2 separate regions of the Homo sapiens genome follow, and region 1 is linked to region 2. Evidence: chromatin contacts called from ENCODE Hi-C or POLR2A ChIA-PET data. All regions are on one chromosome and are shown on one strand. The core of a region is the stretch at or near the end of the contact, and the rest is flanking DNA. Distances in the headings are between cores, read along the strand shown. Region 1 overlaps PARN (poly(A)-specific ribonuclease). Region 2 holds the start of LINC03107 (long intergenic non-protein coding RNA 3107).

Region 1 (4,128 bases), core at 278-2,777, 100 kb before region 2:
GCCCTGGTACAGTCCTTGGGAAGGGGCCAATTCTGGGATAGCCGAGAAGAGAGAGGAGCATGGCACCCAACAGAGTGATGAACGAAGGCGGAAGTTTACGACAGTGTTCACCCAGTGAGGGTTGCACTCCCTCACTGGGTTGTGAAGTCATTTGAATGAATGGTGACCAGCATTTTTAATAAAATGGAAGAAGTTAGAAAATGTCAGTGTGTCTTATATAATATAGTTTTTTTTTTTTAATGTAACCTTTTTTTCAGGGTTCTGTACGTACAGATGTATGTGTGTGTACTGGGTTATAATGCACATGGATTTCTTGTTGAGGGTTATGGTAAACAGAGTTTGAACTCAGGCACTTCAGGAGAAACACAGATTAAAGTCCTCATTTAAAGAAGAATTACTCTTTTCCAGGTGTGCAAAGCACTGTGGCGGGTGTTGGTGGGCTGGGGGGAAGCAGAGGTAACTGGCAGAGCTCTCCCTCCTCAGGTGCTGCCTCTCTCTAGAGTAGCCTGGGGCTTGGGATTCCTGTGGACAGCTTCAGGAAGAAATGCTCATTCCTTCACCCTGTGGTCTCCACAGGTCTGGAGGAGACTTCTGTGCTGCTCACCAAGAGAAGGATGTCGTGATTAAAGCACAGTCCTCTCTCTGTCCACCTTGCTTGGCTCTCCTTGAGGGAGCAGGATGAATAGCTTACCTGATGAGCAGAATCAGGAAGAGTCTGACACCCAAGGGCCATTTGACAAGTGGATGGGGCCACTGCATTGAAGAAGGCAGGCCTGGAAACCAGCTGCTGGGGTCTCTTGGAAGCTGAGATTAAGGAATCGTTTAGAGTTCAGAGGCCTCTTGCAGCTGTCATGATGGGGTCTCGTGGTCTGGATTTCTGGATTTCTGTAGGGATGGTATCACCTATAGGAGGAAGCCCCATTTGGACCTCACACTCAAGATCCTTCTCCAGCACAGTCTACCAAGGAGTCCCATGCTTGAGGGGAACAGGAAGGGGATGCCGAGTCCTCATGGGCTCCATAAGAGGATGATAGTCCTCGTTAGAACCATCAGAGGACGATACTCCCTACCTGCCAACGAGTACCAGTGGGAGTGGTTGTTGGGCCAGTGTCTGATACTTTATTGCTGGCCATCAAATTTGGACTTTGTGAACAGCAGAGAACCTTTTTGCACAGCCAGGGGGATGGATGTGACTCTGATGACATGATAAGGAATTTCTTTCATAGGGCGCAGTGGGCTTCAATGTCAGGGCTGAGAGGCTGGAAGTGGCTGCAGTGTGCCCAGAAGTGGAGCAGTAGCCAGTAGTGACCTACAGTTACTATTCCATTACTGATCTGTGAGGGTGTTTAATTGCTACTGACATTGTTCGGATTTTATGGAAACTAGATTTTCAACTTTGCCATCCATCTGGCTTACAAAACTTGAAATGCTCCAGATGTGACTTTGTATCTTAATTCCTTTTCACCAACCAGAAGGTGGTGCTGTCGTGCTGGCAACCAATCTACCTTTCCAACGCCAAGTAAAACATTGAAATGCTTATTCATGCTAAGTAATGTGGACAGACTTAGCATTCGGATTCGACAGCGTACCTCTCCTGTAGTTGTGGGGAAGCCTTTAGAGTCCGGAGCTGGAGAAGCCTGGCAGAGGGGCCTTGGTTAGGCACTCGCTCAGGGCCACCTTTGCACTCACGGTGAAGTGACACTTTTATAGGAGTCAGGGCGAAGATGTCTGCTGAGTGCTGCTTGATCTGTGTCCAGTCTTCCATGAAACAGTTAAAGAATTATGACTAGAGATGAGAGAAGTTTCTGTAAAGAGAAAATGTTTTTTCTCTCGTTTCTTGCAGGGAAAGATCTCTACCTAGAGGAAAACTCATGAATCCAGTTTATAAGAAATACTTATAAAGTAATCATTAGTAATTAAAGTGATTAATTGAATACTCAACTAGTTGAAATATCCAAACAATCTCTCGAGTTATTTTAGCCGCTTGAAGGAAATAAAATCGGTGGTGTTTGATGTAACCTGAGTCCTTAGCTCCAGAGGTTAAAGTGGAGAAGAGAAAATTCATTTTACCAGGCTGGGGAGAATTCAGTGAGGTTATGAAGGTAAAGTTCTCGACATAGTGCCTGGCATTAGCTGCTCGGTAAATGTCCACTTTCCCCCCCACATCAGTCTATTCAGAAATCCAGACAATAAAATATCACAGAGTCAAGTTTGTAAAAAAGATGTATTGCTGCATCATGGAGACTGTGTGAGTGTGAAGCTCTTGGTGTTTGTATGATCGGCTTGCAAAATGACAGCATGTCCCTCAGGTAGGGCCATGTTTGTTGCCCTAAGTGACTTGCAGGTCTTCACCTGTCTGTACCTTTTAAACAAGAGACAAAACCTGCTGCCAGAATGATTTTTAGTTGTCTTTCCTTTTCTTTCCCATGGCTTCCTACAGTTGGGTTGCCGTTCTAATTAATCTCTTATCAGTGCAGTCAGGGGTCTCCTTTGGAGCCTCTTGTGGGGGTCCCACTTCAGTAGTTACTAGAGCAGCTTTCTGTTACAGAGGTTAACTTTTGAGTAGGTTCATAAGGAATGTGAGAATTCCACAGGCACAGGAGAAGTTTGCTGTAAGGTGAAGTTGTACTCATTAGGGCTATGGATTTATTCTGACACTCAGTTTGAGCAGCTGGTTTGGGCATGGTTTTAAAAATACAGTCAGTCCTCATTATTCACAGATTCTGTATTTGTGAATTCAGATATTCAATTTTTTGTAACCCACAATTCAGTTTTCACGTGCTTTTGTGGTCATCCCCAGGGATATGCAGGTTGGGAAAATTTTGTATTGCCCAACATGTGCTTCCAGCCAAAGCTGAAGGAGACTGCACTCTGCCTTCCAGTTTCTGCTCTTGGGCTGTAAACACGGCTCCTTTTCACAGGCTTTTAGTGCCAGTTTTTTGTTTTGAATTTTTGTCCTTTTTATTAGTGATTTTGCTGTTGAAAATGACCCCAAAGCATAGTGTTAGAGGGATACCCAGTGTTCCTGAATGCAAGAAGGATGTGAGGTGCCTTACAGAGAAAACACGTGTTAGATGAGCTTTGTTCACACATGAGTTAAAGTGCTCTTGGCCATGAGTTCAGTGTTAATGAATCAACAGTATATTAACTAAGATGTCTTTAAACAGAAACACACATAAAACAAGATAATATATTGATCGGTTGATGAACATGTGATCAGAGGTTTGTAGGACCCTAATCTTGTATTTCCCTAGAAACAATGACTCAGCATTTGCTAATTCAGCTTTCATGACGTCAAAAAGAAAAAAATTATGACAGATTTTGTTTAAAAATCTTGATTGGCTTTATTTGCAGTTCTGGAATGGGACAACAACTCATTCCATAAAATAGAATGAGCGTTCCAATGAGCTGGGCAGAGGAGGTTGGTTTTATAGATAGAGAAGGGTTGAAGAAAGCAGAAACAGAAAACAAAAAGCAGATTGGTCATTTCATAGTTGCTTTCCTTGTAAAGGTTAAAGCAGAGGGAACTCAATTTATCATGTCGTCAGGTAAAACTGGCTTGTTTGGAGATTCAGCTGTTTACTCTCATTTGGATTCCCCACAAGGTCATATAGAGAAATTAGTTTCAGCTTGGTGACATGGAACTTTAAGAGTGACTCCATTTCAGTTAGGTCTGTTGGGCCTAGTGCAGGAGCTCAGTCCAAACCATTGACCTCTATACATTTTATTTAACAATGGAGACTTTATAGAATATAGCTGCAAGACTGGAGTGTTTGTTGTTCTCTGCCTTCCTTTCTTCACCAGGGTGTTTGACCCAAAGCCATTAGGAAGAGGATTTCTGGGCTGTCTACTTTTTATTTGCTTTTAAAGGAGAGGTACTCACCTCAGAGCTTCAGGAGAGTCATTCTGGTTCTTGCCTGACAAGAGAAATGCCACAAAAATGGGCTGGCTGCAGGGAGGCCCGGCCACTCCTGGCCCAACTTTAACCCTGGCACAGTGACCGTGGACGGCTCCAAGTACTGGATAGTTAGGCAAATGGAGACATAGGATGGCTACAACTGTTGAATTTGACTTTAATTGAAGATGATGTTGCTTTTTTCTTTTCTTGATAGTTTATTTTCTGCAGAT
Region 2 (4,157 bases), core at 794-3,293:
TCACTGCAGCCTTGACCTCCAAGGCTAAAGCAACCTTCCAACCTCAGCTTCCTGAGTAGATGGGACCACAGGCATATGCCACCACACCTGGCTAGTTTTTTGTGTTTTGTTTTTGTAGAGGTGGGGTTTCACCATTGTTGCCCAGGCTGGTCTCAAACTCCTGGGCTCAAGTGATCTGCCCGCCTCAGCCTGCCTCCAGAAGTGCTGGGATTACAGGCGTGAGCTACCACGACTGGCCTGGATCATATGATGTGCTATTTGTAGTGTTTTGAGGAGCCTCCATGCTGTTCTCCATAGCGGCTATACTAGTTTACATTCGTGAATGTGTGTTATTTATTTATTTATTTATTTATTTATTTTGAGACAGAGTTATATTGTAATTACATATGTAATGTAACGAGGTGATGGATATGCTAATTACCCTTATGTAATCATTATACATTATATGTGTGGAAACATTACATCCGTGGTTCACCCAGGCTGGAGTGTAGTGGCACAGTCTCAGCTCACTGCAGCCTCCACCTCCCGTGCTCAAGTGATCTTCCCACTTCACCCTCCCAAGTAGCTGGAGTTACAGTCACATGCCACTACACCCAGCTAATTTTTGTTTTGTTTTGTTTTTTGAGATGCAGTCTCACTCTGTTGCCTAGGCTGGAGTGCAGTGGCATGATCTCAGCTCACTGCAACCTCCACTTCCTGGGTCCAAGCAATTCTCCTGCCTCAACCTCCCAAGTAGCTGGGATTACAGGTGTCCGCCACCATGCCCAGCTAATTTTTGTACTTTTTAGTAAAGACGCGGTTTGGCTGTGTTGGCCAGGCTGGTCTCGAACTCCCGCCCTCAAGTGATCCACCCACCTTGGCCTCCCAAAGTAGTGGGATTACAGGCGTGAGCCACCGCGCCCAGCCCGAGTGTGTGTGTGGTTTTGTTTTGTTGTTTTTTGTTTGTTTGTTTTTGAGATGGAGTCTCGCTCTATCACCCAGGCTGGAGTGCAGTGGCACAATCTCAGCTCACTGCAACCTCCATCTCCCAGGTTCAAGCGATCTCCTGCCTTAGCCTCCCGAGTAGCTGGGATTACAGGCATGTGCCACCACGCCCGGCTAATTTTTGTATTTTCAGTAGAGACAGGGTTTCACCATATTGGCCAGGCTGGTCTCGAACTCCTGACCTCGTGATCCACCAGCCTTGGCCTCCCAAAGTGCTGGGATTACAGGCCTGAGCCACAGTGCCCGGCCGAGTGCGTGTGTTTTTAAAGTGTGCATCATTATTACTGAACAGCAACACCAAGAGAGTCTCACGGTTCCTGTGTGTTCCCACTTGGACTATTTTGCAACACTCCTCTTGACGTTGAAAAGAAAATGCTATGACACTTGGTTACTGCTGAGGCGAGGCCAAACCACCCTCTCCAGACCTGGGAAACCAGTGAGTATTAAAAATAGTTCAATCTTTTTCGCTACTTTTTAAAAAATCTCATGAGTTCAGCTGAAATCTTTTTCCCCCAAATGATTCATGGAGTAAATCAATGTGTCTGATTTTTGCCGAGGAGGGGAAATAGGACACCTGAAGGCCAGATCATGTTTCCCCTGGTTGTGCGCCATCCTCTCCTCCAAGTTGCCTGATCCTGCAAACAGCAGTTCCGTTTGTCTTCAGTTGCCTGCTTTTTCTAGTCATGCTGTGAACTTGAACTTGAGAAAGCTTGATGCTGACTGGGCCTGGTGAGAACGCTACATGTTCAAGTTGAGGGTCTTTTTAAATGGAAATCTTTTTAGACTGGCTCACGCCTGTAATCTCAGCACTTTGGGAGGCCGAGGCGGGCAGATCACTTAAGGTCAGGAGTTCGAGACCAGCCTGGCCAACCAACATAGCAAATCCCTGTCTCTACTAAAAACACAAAAATTAGCCAGGCGTGGTGGCGCATGCTTGTAATCCCAGCTACTTGGGAGGCTGAGGCAGGAGAATCACTTGAACCCAGGAGGCGGAGGTTGCAGTGAGCCAAGATCATACCACTGCATTCCAGCCTGGCTGACCAAAAAAAAAAAAAAAAAAGTTAAAAAAAAAAAGTTTTAGACAGATAATTCTTGTCAAAAAAGGACAACAAATAAGCACCCTTTTTTTTCTGTTTTAGAGGGTGAGGTGGGGAACTTAAGTATGTTTCATAAGTAAAGAGTGAATCCTCACGGTGATTTTTTTTAAGCTTGAAAACATAGGAAAATGGTAAATCAGAAACTTGAAGCCAGGGAGCCTTACCTGTGTGTGCAAGTGTGGACTTGAGCAAAGGGAAGCCTTAGGCACCTGTGCCAGGCCCATGCAACTTTTCCATGGACACGTCTTCCTATATTTCCAATAACAACCAGAGAACCAGCTACCCGCCTTTTGATGCTGTCCTCTTCCTGCAGGAGGAAGGGTAGGGGGACAGGATTCTTCCACCCAAGTGCCCTTGCAGGTGTCTAAGCCTGGGTGGTGGATTCTTGGTTCCTGGCAGGCCTTGGAGGGCAGGCAACAGCCAGACTGCCAAAAACACCCAATTAGATTGAATGTGGTTCCCTAGTTGTGGCTGTGGGTAGGGAGGAAAGTTAAGTCTCTTCACACATCTCCTCTCTGCACGCTGTGGTCTAGTTTGCACAGCCTCTTCTTATTCTTAATAACCCAGAATCTGAGAATTTAGAGTCCTTCTTGTTACTTAGGAAGGACTAATCTTCCCCGGCAGGTTGTCCTGCATTTGTTGAATGGGGTAAAAATTGCATAGCATCTCGAGTGCTGTGCCTACAAATTACCTTGATAAATGATTGTGACTCAGCAAAGCTTAGGCTTTTGCCCTAGTTTTGGAGGCTGGGGCTAACTAGAGAAAAAATGGAGGGTCTGTTGGGTGTTTCTGCTGTTTTTACAAGGCTTCATAATTCCCCATTGTCTGCGTGTGTGTGAATCAGCAAGTGGTTCGCATCCTGATTGGGTGGTGTGATGGGAGCACCCACCTCGCAGAGCCTCAGAGCCCTCATTGTCTCCCTTTTCCATTTGCTCATTCCTACTTTGGCCAGTGGCACCCTGAAAGAGTTTTCATTAGTAACAGTGTTGAGGAAACCACCCATTAGAGGCAGCGGGACTACACTGATCAGCATGTGGGCTGGGTGATTGCTCAGATCTGAGCTCAGAGCTTGCTGTGCTGCTCACCAGATGTGTGAGCCCGAGGATGCTGTCCCGGCTCCCAGCCTCAGTTTCCTCACCTGTGGGACTAGACGGGACTAAACCAGGGGGAGAATAGAAAGCACCCACGGGTAGTAAGTGCTCACCGAGGCATTTCCCCAGATTCCTGCCATTGTTTACTTACACTGGGAAGCACCCACAGCCTCCTCCTGGAAAACACACACCCCCTGCTCTCAAGAACTTTCCATTTTAAAACAAACTTGCCCTCTGGTGTGTCATCCTTGCTTTCTGAAAGTGAGTTTTCTTCTCCACGCCACTGTGTGTTTTTTTCTGATAGCAGTAGGGACTGTGTATTGGAGCTCAGTCTATGGGAAGCATTTTGTACTCGACGTTTAGGCACGATTATCCCCATTTGAAGATAAACTGAGGCTCAGGCGGGTTCAGTAACCTGCACTGGAGGTCAGGGTCAGTGGCAGAGCTGGAATTCAAGCCCCAGGATGTCCGACTGCAACGCCCATGTGCCTAACCACGATTTGATACCGTCATCCAGACGAAGGACATCACGGGGTAGGTAGATAAAGATAGAAGGAGGTGGGGGTGCCCAGCAACTGAGGGTGGCTGGGATCCCTTCATAAACCCGGCTCATCTGTGCAGAGCGTGGATCCTTCTGGAGTCAGTGCACCTGGTTGCGGCCAGAATCCCCCCTTCCCACTCTGTCCGTCTATAGCTCTAGAAATAGAGTTACACACATACCTGCAACTTGCGCTTTCTGCATGCCACAGGCAGCCATTACACTTGGTCCATCTCTTAGATTATTCTTAAGAGAGAGCTTCCAGGAACGGGGATTACAGCACCAGGAAGCAGAAACATTTCAAAGGCTCTTGATACATGTGGCCAAACTGTTTTCCAATTTACTCATCAGCCAGAGGACTACAGATCCTGCAACGCAGCATTTAAAACACCCACCTCCCAAGCCAGCCAATCGCTTCTTTTTTCTTTTTTTTTTGAGACGGATTCT

The links. Hi-C counts contacts between places; a loop is a spot of excess contacts on that map. ChIA-PET counts read pairs that join two places held with the same protein, here RNA polymerase II (POLR2A). Pooled maps may share reads with other maps.
Region 1: a map of psoas muscle shows a loop between it and region 2 (2.3-fold over the local background). The contact joins the enhancer-like site here to the promoter of LINC03107 in region 2. A Hi-C loop is called at or near these places in 5 of 168 maps with a recorded cell type or tissue (PC-9, dorsolateral prefrontal cortex, gastrocnemius medialis and 2 more) and 8 of 50 pooled maps. POLR2A ChIA-PET finds 5 or more read pairs at or near these places in 2 of 52 experiments (H1 and PC-9).

What each region holds. Positions count from the first base shown.
Region 1 is chr16:14,526,655-14,530,782 of GRCh38, reverse strand. The region is part of intron 21 of PARN (poly(A)-specific ribonuclease); the gene reads left to right. LOC107984865 (a long non-coding RNA gene) reads left to right here. Exons shown (of 2, transcript XR_001752089.3): 2 at 1-206. Among named protein-coding and RNA genes, the nearest start is that of LINC03107, 100 kb to the right of the region's middle. Within about 2 kb of position 1,527, at least 13 of the 41 ENCODE cell types and tissues checked have a DNase peak (open chromatin) inside an H3K27ac peak, as active enhancers do; they include PC-9, gastrocnemius medialis and psoas muscle, where a contact is called at or near this core.
Region 2 is chr16:14,426,607-14,430,763 of GRCh38, reverse strand. It overlaps LINC03107 (long intergenic non-protein coding RNA 3107), which reads left to right and starts at 2,043. Exons shown (of 2, transcript XR_007065002.1): 1 at 2,043-4,157.